Regions from separate parts of the Homo sapiens genome. Here region 1 is linked to region 2. Evidence: chromatin loops called from intact Hi-C (ENCODE). Cell type or tissue: heart left ventricle. All regions are shown on one strand. Links, peaks and the distances in the headings refer to the core of each region. The heading gives the core; the rest is flanking DNA.

The links. Hi-C counts contacts between places; a loop is a spot of excess contacts. Peaks named below come from ENCODE experiments on the same cell type or tissue, not always from the same donor. Only the 100,000 strongest peaks of a DNase experiment are listed, where the experiment ranks them.
Region 1: a loop joins it to region 2, with 2.0 times the contacts of the local background. A loop is called at or near these places in 40 of 110 quality-filtered maps.

The regions. Positions count from the first base shown.
Region 1 is chr4:10,003,004-10,007,400 of GRCh38, forward strand. The region is part of intron 2 of SLC2A9 (solute carrier family 2 member 9); the gene reads right to left. SLC2A9-AS1 (SLC2A9 antisense RNA 1) reads left to right here. Exons shown (of 4, transcript NR_183862.1): 4 at 1,125-1,896. LOC124900664 (a long non-coding RNA gene) reads left to right here and starts at 3,477. Exons shown (of 2, transcript XR_007058026.1): 1 at 3,477-3,689. RefSeq lists enhancers at 1,132-1,291, 2,932-4,131, 3,991-4,340. In heart left ventricle, for the core only: no CTCF peak of the experiment used is centred there; no DNase peak of the experiment used is centred there; H3K27ac peaks cover 687 bases.
Region 2 is chr4:9,903,666-9,908,062 of GRCh38, forward strand. All of the region lies in intron 8 of SLC2A9 (solute carrier family 2 member 9), which reads right to left. Among named protein-coding and RNA genes, the nearest start is that of SLC2A9-AS1, 82 kb to the right of the region's middle. In heart left ventricle, for the core only: no CTCF peak of the experiment used is centred there; a DNase peak (open chromatin) is centred at 1,716.

The sequences.
Region 1 (4,397 bases), core at 180-4,179, 99 kb after region 2:
TAGAGGGGCCACAGCAAGACAGGGGGTAGAGGCTGCCCCAGGAACTACTGCAAGTATGTACAGAGTAAAGACCCTTCAGAGAAGCTGGCATAAGTAATGAGTATCCAGGACTTCACAGACACCCCTCCTGCCACCTGATAAACAGGAGACCTCCACATGTGCAAGGTCACTCTTGCACGTGAACTTGCTCCCTATGGCACTCTTATAGTAATTCAAGCAATTGCAGCTGTCTTGCAAGGAGTCAGGCTAATACCCACCCTGGAAGGCCTCAGTAATGACTGGCTTCCTGGAATTAATGTAAGGAAATGAAAAGGATGCTGATTGGGAGGAAATTTTGTCTTTTCCTTTGTGTTGCACTGCATTCAGGAGCCTGGTGGGAAAAGAGAGGGTTTTCAGCTCACCCACTACCAAGCATTGCTTTGGGAGTCTGTGGAAGTTTCTTACTGTGACGTTGGGAAATGGCTGACAGAAGCCTCTATAGACTCTGGAGGGGCCAGAAGACTTGCTGCATAGCCTAGGCCCCCTGCAGGAACACTTTTCTCAAAAGTTCCCCGAAAGCTGTTTGCCCCAATGCTTTTGGCAACTGAACGTTTGTCTTCCAGGTCTGAATTCAGCAATAGCCCAGGTGAAAGGCCTTGTTACCACAAGGCTGAAGCCAGTGATGAAGTTTGCTCAGAGAATTCACTGCACTAACATTCCCCAAGCTTGAGATTTGTGAACCTCACCTATGGCAAAACATGACTGGTCATGCATGATACAGAATGGGTGCTTAAATAAGAATTCGTTTTGAGTTTCTGCTGTGTGGCAGTAACCATATAATAATAAAACAGGTAACCCACACATCATAGTTACAATATGCTCTGTACTATTCTAAGAACTGGAGGCATACTGACTCACTTCTTACCCTCCACAAGGGTACTATTTGTTACCTCTGTTTTGGGCAGATGTGGTATCTGAGCCACAGAGCCACAAGGGGCCCTCCCAAGCTCACACCATTGGCATGCGATGTCACCAGGACTCAGCCCCAGTGAGCAGGGATCCAGAGTCCATCTCTTAACCATTACTTTTTTCCAACTCTAAGTGTAGAAAATATAAAGATGATGATATCAATACCTCTGTTTTAGGGGAGAAGAGGAGACATGGAATGAAGATTGGTTGACTGCTAAGTATGTATCAGACATTTGGATATCTCATCTCATTCAACCCTTGTAGCCATCCTGAGAAGTTTCATTCACAACAGAGAAGTCTGGAGTGGAGAAACACATCCCACAGCCATGCCAAAGATGGTAGAACTGCAGGGCCTGCTAGACCTCACAGTGCTCTCCTCTTCCTGGACATACTGCCAGGCCACCTTACCCAGTTCCTTGCATCTAGGTGGGGCCATATGACTACTTCTCAAGCAAGGAGTGTAAGTACAAGGGACATGTGTGACCTCCACCAAGACGCTGAGAATGTGTTTGCCTGCTCCACGCTTGCTCCTGTCAGCTGGCCAGCCACAGAGGATCTAGCAGAGGACTCCAAAGTCCTAGAGAATGGTGGAACCACTTCACTTAAGGAACCTGGGTCCCTGAATGGCTTCATGGAGCAGAGTGTTCCTGCTCATCTCCTTCAAATGAGGTGATATAAATGGGAATTTTCACTGTGTTAAGCCACTGAGATACAGGGCTTGTTTATTACAGCAGCAAGTTTGCCCTGCTGACACAATCAACGTAACTACAGAGCCCATGCCATCACAATTGCACTGTGACCTGAGGCTTCAAGAAGGAGGAGAGATTTAGGCCAAGTCATGAAGGCTTGGAGATATAAACCTTTACCTAGAGCTTTCCTTTTATGTGTTGGGAGAACTCGATCCTGTTTGAAGAAAACAATCTGCAATAAAAATTTGCTTTAAGATCACTGTGGTAGGTAACCTCTAGGCCTGCTTTGGGACATCTCACTCATTCCTATCTTACTTGGGATTCCTTGTTTTACTTTTTCATTCAGCCAACAGCCACGAGGCACATTCTTGTATCTTTCTATCTGACTTTACAGGTCTGCTTCCTCACTACCAGGGGCCCAGCTTCCCATCCTTTCTTCTAGATACAAATTCTGCTGTTTCTTGCCTTCAAGGAGTTCAAGATCTAGTGGAGACAGTAGTCAAGTAAACATACAATTATAACATGGAATAAAAATGCCATGACAATAGGAAGCCAAGAAAGGCTGTGGAATCCAAGTCAAGCAAGCAAGAAGGGCAGACGGAGTGGGCTCAGTTACAGGACGACAGGCAGAGTTAACAGAATTCTTGAAGGTGCAGAAACCGGAGACCACAGGTTGCCACACAGGAGGTATAAAAGACGCAGTGGGTTGAAAGGTGGCCCAGTAGAAGGTTGGAGGCTGCCTGTACCTGGCTTTGCCTGCCAGCCTCAGGAGTCTACACAAAATTCCATGGGCACTGGGGAGCCATTGGAGGGTTTTAGCACGGAATTGATAGCTCTAATTTGTGGTTAAGAATGTTCTTCATAGGTGCAGTGTGAAGGACATTTCAGGGATTAGACTAGAGGATGCTAGGCCTGTTAGGAAGCTCCTGCAATTGGTATGAGATGATGAGTCTGATCAAAATTGTTATGAGTTGCTCCAGAAGCATTGATGTTACGGCTAGTACTAACTACAGCCTAAACTGCAAACAACTGAATAAAAGGCTACATGGTTAAAGCAAAGGAAGCTTAAGAAAGAGCCAAGAGTTCTGGATTTAACACTTGCTTGCATCACTGAGTCTTTCTGTGGCCTTGGGTGATCTTAAGCAATCTGTGTGCCTCTCTGGAAGTGCTGTCAATGTTAAAGGTAGTTGGAATTGGCTTTTTTCCACTCTCAGCTCTGCCACTTCTTTGCTGGGTGACCTTGAGTAAGTTACTTAACCTCTCTGCGCCTCAGGTTCCTCATCTGTTAAATCATTGCCCTCCTTGAAGAGTTACTGTGAAGATTTAATGAGAGAATGAAGATACAGCACAGTGCTGGGTCGATATGAAGTACACAATAAAAACCGGAAATTGGGGTGGTTGGTGGTAGTGTTGTTGATATTTTTACTGCTATATTTGTAAAATAAGGGGCCTAGGCTCATTTATTTGTCAGATTCAAGAATCCATGAATCACTTACCATTATCTCCCAGGCCAGGAACCTGGGGACCAAGCCTCTGGACATAAAATTGAACTCTGCAATTCCCAGCCAAGACTGGCTTAGAGCATCTCCAAATAATAAAAGAAATTGCCAGACAATGGGAGGCAAATTACCTCGTAGCCCGTTTAACAATATTAATGTGCCTTACTGATTCACACAGAGCCTCCCGTGAACTCACTTGGAACGATTCTCAGGAGTCCTGTAAAAATACACGGAAGTAACACTTGGTAGCTGGGCCAGAGTACACACACCATTGCATAAGAGAGGAAGTCATGCCACAATGCCTTAGGGCTTTATAAAGACAGTCTGCACCACTGAACACACTGGCACAGGGAAGAACGCAGTCCAGAAGTCCTTAAAAAAGTACCCATTGTTGAACCAGGCCCTCTGAAGTTAGGGCCCCACAAGAACAAAATTCCACAATCCCAGCAGTGCTACCTAATGTCGCCTGGCTCCCCGAGGTAAGGCCTCCTGTGTAGAAAAGAGCTCTCACAGCACGCCTGAGACTTCTCTTCCTAGAAAAGCCTGCTGCAGGGTAAGTCCCGGGCTTGCATCTGGGAACTTGGATGTTGGAAGGGTTGCCACCGTTCCCAGATCTGGTAAGAGTGACTCAGTGTACCTAAACTGTGCAAACAGTGTGGTTTATGCTGTCTCAGTGTGGTTTATATCTGCTTTCTTTCTGGGAATCTGGAATTTTCTGCTTGCCAAGCAGAGAGTGCCTATGTGACCACCCCCCGAGAAAAACCCTGGACTCCAAGTCTCTAATGAGTTTCCTTGTTAGACAAATTTCACAAGAGTTGTCACAACTCGTTGCTGTGGGGATGAAGCGCGTCCCGTGAGGCTCTGCTAGAAGAGTTCTTTGGAGCTTGCCCCTGGTTTCCTCTGGACTTCACCCCTGCACCTTTTTCCTTTGCTGACTTAGCATTGTGTTCCACCACTGTGATCAGTCATAGCTGTGAGTACTACCGCATTCCTGTGCCAACGCCTGTGACTCATGCCAGTGAATTATCCTACCTGAAGGTGGTGTTGGGTGACCCCAGTACACCTCCCTTGTCCTAAGGAAAAAACTCAGCTCCCATTTTGGCTTGACTTGAGCATTAGGTTTGCAGGTTTGTGGTGTTTTTTCCTCCTCCCCAAGTGATTCTCCCAGAGGAGCCTGGCTGACTCACTGGGAAAGAGGCTCCTGTGCCTCCAGACACCTGAGACTATTTTGTTCCCACAGTTAGCTTTCAGAATGAAATGA
Region 2 (4,397 bases), core at 96-4,095:
GAGGAATGAAAAAAATTGGAAAGTCTTTTTGGATAAGCAATCACTTCAAAGGGCTGGATGAAATATATAGACATATATTTGTGTGTTTATTACATATGTAACTGTATATATATAAATATATTTATTGCCTTCTTTTCAAATATATTTCAAGATATATAATATATTTTGTATATTATATAAATATATAAAATATATTTTATATATTATAAATTTTATATATTTATATATTTTATATCAATAAATATATAAAATATATCTACATATTTTATTTCCTTGTTTTCAAATACATAATATATAAACATTATAATATATTATGCATATTATATATATAACCTATATAAATATGATATTTTTATATATACATAACTTTGGAAAGTGCAAGGAACTTACCTTATATTGATGCTCTGTGAGGAACAGGGGAGTGGCTTTCACACACTTTGGATTTTGTTTCCATAATTCTGTCAGATGCTGTATTAGTTTCCTATTGCTGCTGTAGCGAGTTACCACAGACTCAGTGGCTTAAAACAACCCAGGTGGATTATCTTATAGTTTTGGAAATCAGAAGTCTAGAATAGATCTTGCAGTGCAAACACGATGGTGTCTGCAGGGCTGGTTCCTTCTGGAGGCTCCAGGGCAGAATCTTGCCTGCTGCAGCTTCTAGAGAACATCTGCATTCCTGGGCGTGTGACCCCTTCCTCACCTTCAAAGCTGGCAATGGCGTCACTCCTGCCTCTGCTTCCACCATCACATCTCCTTCTCTGACTCTGACCCTCCTGCCTCCCCCTTTCACTTACAAGGACCCTGTGATAATATTGGGCTCACCTGGGTAATCCAGGGTTAGCTCCCTATCTCAAGATTAGTCCCACCTGCAACATTCCTTTGTGCCATGTAAGGTAATATATTCCCAGCTTCTGGGAATCATGGTGTGGACATCTTGGGGAGCCATTGTTTTGCCTACCACAGGTGGGAATGGTTATGTCCATTTTACAGATGAGCAAATAAATTCAGATGTGTTGGGCAATGTTCCCAAGACCACTTAGCTGGTAAATGGGTGATCAGGATTTGAATTCAGAGTAGCCTCATCCTAAAGCCAAAGCTGTTTCTCCCCAGAACATTTTTCTATTCCACACTCTCAACCTCATGCTGAATTTAGTTTCATGCCTTTCCAGGAATTGGGGTCAATGCTACCATTTTAAGGACTGTTTCCAATGGACTATTCTGCATCCATCCTTGCATCTCCAGCTCTTTGAGAAGATGAAAGGGGGACAGACTACCCAATGCACTTCACTTCACCTAACTTCTGCTGGCCCTTCAGCTCTCAGGTTCCTGGTCCCTGTCTCCAGGAATCCCTCCCAGAACCCCTTATTTGAGAGGGAAGCTCGTCTCAGTGTTGCATGTGGTAATTGTTTCCAGGTTTGCTTTTCTCTCTAGATCACGGCAACGTCACCTGTGACAGCTGGCACAGTATGAGTGCACCTTAGGTGTCTGTGGAATGGATGAATGCATGCCTGCATGAAAGAATCCACCACCCAAGCTCTGAATCATCACTTCCTGCTCAGAGGAACCTCCCACACAGAGATTCCTGCACCTCTAGAACAGCAAAACATCATTTATCCTTGGGTCATAGTCAACCTCCTCCATTGGACTGTGAGCTCCTACAGGCAGGCACCATGGCAAAGGCCCTCTGTAAGCCCAGCACAGGGCCAACAGCCTGACCATGGGAGGAGCTGGCAAGAGCTTGCTAAATGGCGGGGTACCAACTGGCCATGGTCCAGATGACTGAGATCCACTGGGTCCAAACTTAAAGGCAGTGGCAGGAGTGCTCTCCAGAGGCTGAGACTCTGAGTTCTGATTTTAGAAAGGACTCTTCCTTCCCTTCCAGGACTGTGAAGTCATTTACCCTCCTTTCTGGGGTTTCCAAGGAATACTTTGCCCAAAATTGTCAGCTTTTAAGGAAGATGATCTGCCTGCCAGAGCATCGGGATGAGAAGGAGTGGCTTCTGGAGTCTGGAATGAATAAGAATGGCTTCCCGTGAAGTCTTCTTGCACCAAGGGAAGAAGTGTAGCCACTTCCTCAGTGTGCCCCTCTTTCAAACAATGGCAGTCATTGGACTTTCAGGCATGATGTGAGCATTCATGAGGTCCCATGTAGAACACTTTGGGGTGTCGGTGGCAGGGACAGTAGGGGCCCCATGATGTTCTCTTTCCCCACTCTCTTGGGTTCTGAGCCAGCTGACTGTGTGACCCAGAGTAAGTCACTCCTTTTGGTCTTAGTTTCCTCAACTGTCAAAAGATAGCAAGACCCCCTGTAAAATCCTGCTCTCCACAAGGATGTCCATCGTAGCCTTATGTAAAATCACACATTATGGAAATCTACCTAAATAGGACAAGAATAGTTACCACTTACTGGGTGTATACCATTTGCCAGCCACTGCTGGAATCACTTAATGTATATTCATTGGTACAATCCTCAGCCCATCCCTATGAAGCAGGGATGATGGCTTTTAGAAGTGGGGAAACTGAGTCACAGAGATGCTGAATAACTTACTTGGGGGTCACGCGGCTAATAAAAAGACACAGAGCTGGGACTGGAACCCAGAAAGCATGGCACTGCCATCAGGTTCCGAGCAGAGACATTCAACAACCTCACCCGCAGACAATGGTTAAGGAAATTATCATACAGAAAATTACTGGAGAAGGATAAATCGTTCAGCACTAGTGTTAATTCAGGGAAGGTGATGATCTACATGATTTTCTGCATATATGATACACTTCAACAAAAAAATAATAAATAAGAAAATGGAGAGTCATTCTGACATAAGATTATGTGAACAAAAGCAGATCAGAGCTCGTATTTAGAATAGGATTACTGTGCTACTATGTAAGAAATATACATCTATGCATAGAAAGACAAGGGAAGAATTTGCCAAACTTCCTTGGGTAGTATGATTGTAGGTAATTTCTTCTTTGTTCCTCTCTATTTTTCCGAATTTTACAAATTTGCCCTAATGAGCTGGTATTGATTTCTTCACAACACCAATAAAATACTTTACAAAAAACAAAAAACATCTCCCGTACTTCCCCCATAAGTTTCATCTCAGACTGTGTTTTTCCATTGCTCAAAGTAAAAATAAATAAACAAAACTGGGTGCAGTCTATAACTTGAGAATAACAAGAATGAATCTTGTGAAACTTCCAGAATGTGAAACGTTGAAATGTTTTCTTCTAATAAAAAGACCACAAAGTGGAAAGGGAAAGAGACAAAACATCATTCCTCTACATTTTTTATGGTATCTATTTTTTAAAAGCATCTTGTTAGAATGACCCATTAAGTGCAAGGTACAAAATGAAATGTTCTGTCAACAAGAAGTCAGAAAGACAATTGCAAGCCTCTGCCTGTTTGCATGGGCATCAATCTTGTCAGTGCAAATCAGTGAGCAAGAGTGAAAATAAATGAACTACTCCATCAAGGTCAGAGAATATAACTCTCTAATTTTAGCCCTCTCTTTCCATTTGGAAGGGAGCCTAACTGTGTGCTGTGTGCCCAAAATGTGAGGCACAGACATAGCTACAAAAAAGAAGAGACACAAGCATTTCATAAAGAGGACAACTGAAGCTCAGAGATGTTGAGTGCACTGCTCAGTGCTACACAGCCAAGAAGTGCCGGAGCCAGGATTCAAATCCAGTTTGATCTGATTCCAAGATCTGGAAATTTCTACTAGGTTCTGAAGCCACCCAACTTTCCCCTCCACCAGATGTTTGTTTTGCATATTGGAGGTTGAGAAACAGTGAGGAGCTCTATGCCTTCTTTTGAACATATTGGCTTATTATTAAGGTCTTCCTCTCTATTATACTGGTCAACTGAATGTCCTTTCTCCTTTGCCTTGCAAACTCCCACATGTCTGGGGTAATGAGATGACTGCTAATGGTTTTGAAACATTTTAAATGTCATGGTAAGAGATTGGAGATTCAAGCCAATTCTCTGATCCGAACTCCTGGGGACAATATGGCCCTGTTTCACAGGGCATTCATATTTCATCATTTGTGACTAGGTGAGAATTCAAAGGATGGAGTTATTTATTAAAAGGAAGATGACAGGGAAGCAAAATCTAGGAAGGAAATATTCTCTAGATGGGTAAAATGTCAGTGAAGAATATTCTCTAGATGGGTAAAATGTCAGTGAAGAGCTGCATGATGACCTCCTAAAATCCAGCCCCCTTTGGCATGATAAAGGACATGCTCCTCTAAAGAGATGCCTGTTTGTTGCCTTAGGTTCCCACATTGCAGTGTTGCCTGCCCCGGAGGTGTCAGGAACTGGGTGAGAATTGTCGCTCTTCAGTACCCACTTTGAGGTTTTGGGTCAATAGCCCAGACACAAATGATGTCTGGGTTCTCCC